Linked DNA regions of Homo sapiens: region 1 is linked to region 2. Evidence: read pairs that join two places in POLR2A ChIA-PET (ENCODE). Cell type or tissue: Panc1. All regions are shown on one strand.

Evidence for each region. Peaks named below come from ENCODE experiments on the same cell type or tissue, not always from the same donor. Only the 100,000 strongest peaks of a DNase experiment are listed, where the experiment ranks them.
Region 1: POLR2A ChIA-PET joins it to region 2 with 5 read pairs; 2 of 35 experiments call an interaction of 5 or more read pairs at or near these places.

Annotation. Positions count from the first base shown.
Region 1 is chr7:107,864,521-107,868,520 of GRCh38, forward strand. The region is part of intron 1 of LOC105375444 (a long non-coding RNA gene); the gene reads right to left. Among named protein-coding and RNA genes, the nearest start is that of DLD, 25 kb to the right of the region's middle. In Panc1, no CTCF peak of the experiment used is centred here; a DNase peak (open chromatin) is centred at 1,571; H3K27me3 peaks cover 364 bases.
Region 2 is chr7:106,654,966-106,658,965 of GRCh38, forward strand. CCDC71L (coiled-coil domain containing 71 like) reads right to left here. Exons shown (of 1, transcript NM_175884.6): 1 at 1-4,000. Among named protein-coding and RNA genes, the nearest start is that of CCDC71L, 4.2 kb to the right of the region's middle. In Panc1, no CTCF peak of the experiment used is centred here; no DNase peak of the experiment used is centred here; H3K27me3 peaks cover 686 bases.

The sequences.
Region 1 (4,000 bases), 1.2 Mb after region 2:
AGGATCATGGTAAATAGTTTGACATTGACTTTATTCTAAGCAGAGTGAGAAGCCAGGGAAGGATTTTGTTGCAGAGAAATAATCTGCTCTAATTTGTGTTTGAAGAAATCACTCTTGGTGCTGGTCTGTGAATGAAGTGGACAGGGGCATAGAATTGAATGAAAGCAGAGAGAGCATTTAGGAAGCTTTTACAGTACAACCGGTAAGAGGTGAGGTGGTATGGCTTGAAGTGGGGCTGGCAAAGGAGAGAAGTGGGTGAATTTGAGATACATTTGGAGCTAGGTTTACCAGTGCTTTCTGAAGGACAGAAAGTAGAGGGGAAATGAGGGATCAAGAATATCTTCTGCGTGTTGGGCTCAAGCAATCTTGAAAGGCTGGTATTGTCATTTTCTGAGATGAGTGAGATTTGCAGGAGGAGCCGGAGGGCCAAGGTGAAGATGAGAGTGTATAAGTTATATCTGAGACATTTTTGGGACACTTTGTTGGAGTTGAAGTACAAATATTTTGTAGTTAAGTATATTTTGTAGTTAAATATATTTTGAAGGGATGATGATAGATACTCTTTGAGAATTGCTTAGCCTTTGTTTTTTTAATGTGTTTACGTAGAGACGTCCAACAGGCAATGAAGGATCTGAGCTGGGAGCTTGGGAGAGAGGCCAGAGTGACAGATAATGCCAGGCACATGAAGAATTCAACAGAAGGGCATGAGGAGTTTCCTTGGTCGGCTATACCTCTGCATAGCTCATGCTGACCATAACCAACCATCAGCCTCCTCTTTTCCTCCCTGTATCTCAGTGCGCAGCCCATGTTGACATGTCTTCTATATCTCTTCAAAAGTCTTAACTGTCAATGTTAAAGTTGAATATGGTATTAATGAGAATCCTGTCATTTAGAAAATGCCTTCGAGTTACTTAGCAGGATGGTGACACACAAAGTTTCAGAGTGAAATACAGAGCTTTCCTGAAATATGGTATATTTGCCATTGTAAAGTTTCCTTATGCTGATTCCCCAATTCACGGTAGCAATGCTACCAATATGCTCATCTGAAATGATAGGATAAGTTCTTTTTTTTTTTTTTTTTTTTTTGAGACGGAGTCTTGCTCTGTCACCCAGGCTGGAGTGTGCAGTGGTGTGATCTCGGCACACTGCAACCTCTGCCTCCAGGGTTCAAGCAATCCTCCCACCTCTGCTTCCTTAGTAGCTAGGATTACAGGCATGCACCACCATGCCTTGGTAATTTTTTTTTTTTTATTTTTAGTAGAGACGGGGTTTCACCATGTTGGCCAGGCTGGTCTCAAACTCTTGACCTCAAGTGATCCTCCCACCTCAGCCTCCCTAAGTGCTGGGATTACAGGTGTGAGCCACTGCACCCGGCCTAGGGTAAGTTCTTTAACTGACGCTGTAATTCACTGGCTATAAGATCTCATAAGCAAGTCACTTTATGTTTCTGAGGCTCAATTTCCTCAATTGTGAAATAAATAGAGCAGATTAAACAACATATAAAGGGTCTTACCACCTATAATGTTCCATGATTCAATTATTCCACCCATTTACCATGAGCCCCAAACACTCACACTGAATCATTGTTTACATCCTTTTCCAAGACAGAGCAACAGGAAAAAGAGAGTTCAGATTTCCACTGAAGACCAGGCAGTAAACAGGCAGAGGTCTAAGACACCAGCAGCCACAAATACCACTTTCGGGGTCACTCATCACCAGTCCCACTTTGTAAAAAAGCAGATTACCCAAACATCTTAGGGCAGCTGTGGCTGCCAAAGAAGTGAGACAAAATGGAAGGGGAGGGCTTAAAGTTCTTTTGTGTGATTTTATTTGAAATCTGTTTTATGGGATTTGCTCTAAAGGCTTTTCTGTGATCATAGTGAATCCCACTCACAGTGCTGAGAATACCTGTGTCTTCAGAATCAACTAATTCAGCAAAGACATGGGCTATAACTCATTTGTCAACTCATTTAGTGAAGACATGGGACAAAGGTACACATTTATTGATTATGAAAAGAGTTTTACCATAATAATGAAACCCAGCCAAGGTGAATCTACTGTGTGTCACTGCAAATATTTTGTGGTCATATTTGAGATGCTTTGAGGATATTTCATTGGAGTTGTTAAATAGGTAGTTAAATATATAATTTCAAGACTGAATTTTACCCTAAACCATAATACTTTTAGTACTTTGTAAACAGGATTAACCTAAATAATTACTAAAGAATGCTGTAGGATATTTTCTTCTAATTGATAAACATTTCTACTCATCCACAGCTTACTTTGTTTTAGGCTAAATCTAACATGGTTTAAATTCTTTACTTATTGGTCTAATTTCTTCACCTTCATTATATAATAAAGTTTTTTATTTATTTGAATATCCATAATACAAATTCAAACAACTGTCAACTTAAGAATATGACTAGAAGAATTTTAGGCAAGAATTATATTTATGGGCTAGGGAAGAAGCAGTGGGATGAATAAGCAAAGCACAGAGGATTTGTAGGGCAATGAAAATAATTTGTATGATACTATCATGATGGATACATGTCATTCCACCATTTTTTTAAAGACAGGTTATTGCCCTGTCACCCAGGTTGGAGTGCAGTGGTACGATCTTGGCTCACTGCAGCCTTGACCTCCCAGCCTCAAGCAATTCTCCCACCTCAGCCTCCTGAATAGCTGGGACGACAGGCATGTGCCACCATACCCAGCTAATTTTTGTATTCTTTTTTTTTTTTTTTTTTGAGATGAAGTTTCACTCTTGTTGCCCAGGCTGGAGTGCAGTGGCGCCATCTCAGCTCACTGCAACCTCCGCCTCCTGGGTTCAAGTGATTCTCCTTCCTCAGCCTCCTAGTAGCTGGAATTAAGGCATGTGCCACCATGCCTGGTGAATTTTTTGTATTTTTAGTAGAGACAGGGTTTTACCGTGTTGGCCAGGCTGGTCTCGAACTCCTGATCTCAGGTGAGCCACCCACCTCAGCCTCCCAAAGTGCTGGGATTGCAGGCATGAGCCACCAACCCGGTGTCGTTATACATTTGTTCAAGCTCATAGAATGCACAACTCCAATAGTGAACCCTAATGTAAACTATTGACAGGGTGATAATAATATCAATGTAGGTTCACCAATTGTAAAACATGTACCACTCTTGTGGGGGATGTTGATAATGGGAGAGGCTGTGCATGCGTGGGGGCATGGGATATATAATGCCAGGCACATATGGAAAATCTCTGTAACTTCATCTCAATTTTGCTGCAAACCTGAAACTCCTCTAAAAAATAAAGTATTAAAAAAAATTCAAAATATTTAACAACCAGTACAATATGGTGCTGACCAATCAGAATGATCATTGAGCTTAAACAAGAGATGCTCCTGCACCACTGTGTATGGGCCAAATAGCGGCCTGACTTCAGTATGGTATTAAATTAATACATTTTGATTTCTGCTTTAAGATAGCTACTTCAAACTTGAAAATTTACAGAGACCAAGCAAGTGATGTAAACAAGGAAAGGAAGCTAGGGGTCAGCAAAATACAGATTATTGAGATTGGGTCAGATGTTAAAGCTCAGCAACTGTTAGTACCTAATGAGCCCCAGCTGATTGTTGCTATTGGCAATGTAGATGGAAAATGATTTTTCAGAACAATTTCCAATTTGAATTTTTGGCAAAACAACTGTATGGGCTGGGGCTTACCCAAAGAATACCTGTTTGCTCACCTGTATTCTAAGCCAAGGCCATTTCCAAGCTTTTGCTGGACAAAGTACAGAAATTTCTAATTTGTTTTGAATACTCTTTGCCAAGATTGACTCAGAAAAAGTCAATAAATTCAGAACTCTTGCTTCTTTTGAAAACGTAATTACATTTCTATAATAAGCATTTGTTTATTTAACTGTGCAATAAGCGAATGACTTTTTTGGATGAATGTTTATCAATCCTATTTTAAGGAAATGATCTCTCCAATAAACATAAACCTGCATTATACTATACCTTATATAATT
Region 2 (4,000 bases):
TTAACTTTTCTATGAATGCTTTCGGAAGCTAAATAAGTCCAGTTTTGGATTCAGTAGACTACTTATTCAAATTTTCTGGGCTAAACATAGTGTTTGGTGTTTTTATGATTATTACTTTCCAATTGGGCTTTAGATATGTTTATTATGTTATAGATCATGGTTTAGAATGACATTTACCAAGACACAAGAGAGTGATGACAGTGAGAAGTCATTACTTCTGTGAAATCTGCAATTAGGCTCAATTTTTAGCTTCTTGTTCTTGTATGACTTTCATCTAATAATTTTCCAGGAAATTATTTTGTGTCAACTTCAGATAACTGCAACTTTGGCTTGTTCACCAATTTAGAGGATGTTCTATTCTCTGTGCTATGAGGAATTAAACCTAAATTACAGGCTTTATATCTGACATCCAAAAATGAGTGTGTCAATGCTTCAAATACAAGATTTTTTTTACTTTCAGTAATAATTTTCTGGTGTTTCAAGCACAGCTATTGTACTCACTTTGTTTCCTTTAACACCTGAATTATAAACTTTATACAAACTATAGCTTGGTTCTATGCATATAAATTAACATCATTTATAAGCAACACTTACTGAGCTTACTCTAAGCAAATATGTAGTCCAAAACTTTTGTAAGTTCTTGGATCAACAGCTTTAAATCTATTACTGTTATAAATTCTCAGATAGTTTAAAACACATAACAGTACATTCAAATGTCTTATAGAGATATAACAAAAGAAGATGTGAATCTTTAAAAAAACTCCAACAACAAAAATTGTAATAAATCAACTTAATCCAATCTCCTACTGCATAGTCAGCAAGCTAAAAAATTATATGATTTCCTTATGTCTTCAATTTTATTCATGCACAAATTCTCTTCTCTTCATTTATCTTACAGCTTTCCCAGAGCCACACAATATTCTTGGGATGCTGAGAAACCTGGAGAGCTAAACTCACAACGGACCACTCTCAGCTTATATACCTATTCTCACTGTGCATACCTATAATTAAGAGCATTTATTTAGTACTTCCTATGTGTCTAGCATTACTACCCTTTGAAAGGGGTAGTTATTAATCCTTATAATATCCCAATAGTTTCTTTCACTAATCACATTTGATAGTTGAGGAAGCAAGGCACAAAGATTTTAAGTAACTTACCTACAGTCTCAACACTTGCAAGTCACAAAGGTATGCATAATAATTCCACCCCAGGCACTGTGACTCCACAACTATTACACTACGCTTCCTCCAACTAATAGGAACTTAGGTACAAAGACAAATTCAGCCCACACAGTACTATCTATGAATCCGGCTCTTGCTGTGCTGTTCACTAATACTCCACTTCTGCCTTCTAGACTCTAATGAAAATTCTAGCCCTGCCCTTATTCTGTGGAACAGCCCATACCACTGGTACTCAAATGGAGCACTCTTACTTCCTTTCATGCCATGAAAGAGCAAGAGCTTTAGACCTTTTGTCATCGTCACAGGGGCACCTCGGGTCAGGATTTAGAGAATTCTGAATTTTGATGCATTTTTTTTTTGTAGGATATTTTATTGCTGGCAAACTGGTTAATAAGTTGGGCTTGTAGCGCCATCCTAAAAATTCGCTAGATAATTAAAGAATTGATGGAACACAGACTCCCGAGATAGCACAAAAAACAAATCTCGAGATTTCTGGGAATTTGAAGTTCACAAAAAAGTCAAAATTTATCAAATTGTAAATTAAGATGTTTTCTGAGTCACATACAAATACAAAATACCATTTCAAAAATGTTCAAATCATTAGAAAAACTAGACACTATGTATTCTCTAAAATTTATTTACAGTTAATAAGTTAAAAAGCAAAGTACAAGCAGATTATAAATCTCAACCATAAGCACATCAAACTGTCCAGGGAAACACTTTGATTCCATTACAAACAATTGTTTTCTAATGCGCTTAAGACATAACACTCTATCAAAAAATATTTTAAACACACCAATAAATATTAGGCATGTATGTCCATTAAAAACCATTAAAGAGTCCTGTGGCAATCCTTAAAACAATGAAAAACTTTTGAGTTCAAAATTGCTCAGATATTTTGTATTCAAATATTTTTAAAATTTACTTAAGAGTTTTCTAAAAAATAGTACTATCATTTGCACACAGCAGATCAATAGGTGTCAGTCACCAGCTTAAGTTACACTTGTCAATATTCAAACTTGAATAAAATAAACACACATCACAACAGCGACACTTTGCACTATCAACAATGAAGCTTGCCCTCAACAATTATGACGTTACTGGTTTTAGTAACATAAAAATACATTGCTGGTTGACAGGAAGGATAAAAATGACATCAAGAATCTCAAAAAGTTATGTGAGGTGCCGGTCACCACATTTAGGCACTCAGGAATTAAAAATCAAATAAAAGCATAGCGAGGTGATGAATTTCCTCCTGGCTTCCCCCTCTACTTGTGCCATATGAGATAAAAGAGAAGGCAAGAGAATGAACGAAGATCATGAGATTTCTTTCAAAAACTATACACAAGCTAAGCTACAGACTTCACTTCAGAGGAGTAAGTGGATGCCTCATTATAAAGGCCACTATGCCAAGTTTCTTTTCACATTCTGTGACAAAGTACCCATGAAATACTTTCACTTTCCTATTAGTATACCAGTCAACTATATTAGATGTTGCTTCACATTTTAAAAGTTGTCACATAGGTTTTTACCAAAGGGCAAAAATAAAGATTTTTTACATCTTATTTCACAGACTAGAAATGGCATAATTTTTGAATAGTCCAGATGAATACCATATTGAATTCAAGATGGACAATCAGATCCAAAATGGAATCAGATAGCCCATGTAATCCAAAGAAGCATTTATGTGAGTTCAAGTATGCTAAAGTAACAAGGCATAGGAGAGAAAAATGTCAAGAATCTCAGTTAAAATAAATGAATGGTGTCAGTGGTTATGTTTCAGTGGTGTGCTGAGCAGTTATCCTCCCAGTTAAGCCAAATTTCAAAATCCTCTGGAAAACTATCTAGATAAGCTGTATGTCGAAATTGCATTCTAATATGGCCATTGGGTTTATTTTTCATTATTATAAAACTATATACAATAGTAAAGTTGTACAAATACATTTTTTCCAGGTGCTAGTTAGCTATAAAAGTTAACAATATATTTTTGGGAAGAAAACCCTATGCATCTGAAATACAATTGGCAATGGAAGCTAATAACCAAAAGATATGTCTAAGCTTCCTATCACAAATATAATTTAACACTCTCCATCTTCTAAGGAATTATTCATTTTTATTTACTCATGTGACAGTGTTTGTACAATGCATTATCATTGAGTAGTGAATAAAAGACTGAGGCTTACTAGAAAACTGGCATCAAGTTATATATATGTGTGTATATATATATCATATTATTTCTTTTAACAAGAACACTGAAATTGAAGTCACAACACTCCTATACGGACTACTAAACTTGAAATACTCATTTCAGAAAGCTATGCCATTTGAATTCTAGGAACGCAAGAGTCAAAATTGTAACTCTCATTATTCTCCTAAAAAGCTGCCAAGCAGAGATAAGCTTTAGTATTAAAGATTTCACATGTCAAGTTCCAGCCCAGTATGGATCGTTTCATGGCAGAATACTTAAATTTGAAATAATAGTGGTACAAAAACACTACTTGACCCTTTAGGTATTGCAGTAAAAGCTGGCTGTGGCACTGCTGGCTAAAAACTATTAAGTTTTCCTGCCACAAATGACCAAAGGCACTTGGATAATCAAGAATTCCACACTGGGCCATATGGTATAAACACTATAAAAGCGTAAAGAAGGGTCAGTATTCTGTGTGTCTCGCCTGTTTGATTCCTGTGGTCTTCAGCTGTCAAAGACCTAGAACTGCAAACATATAATGAGTGGCAAAAAGGTTAAAAAAAATGTTGGGACAAAAAAATCAACTAAAAATCAACTAATTTTCATTATGTTTGTAAAACTGATGAATAT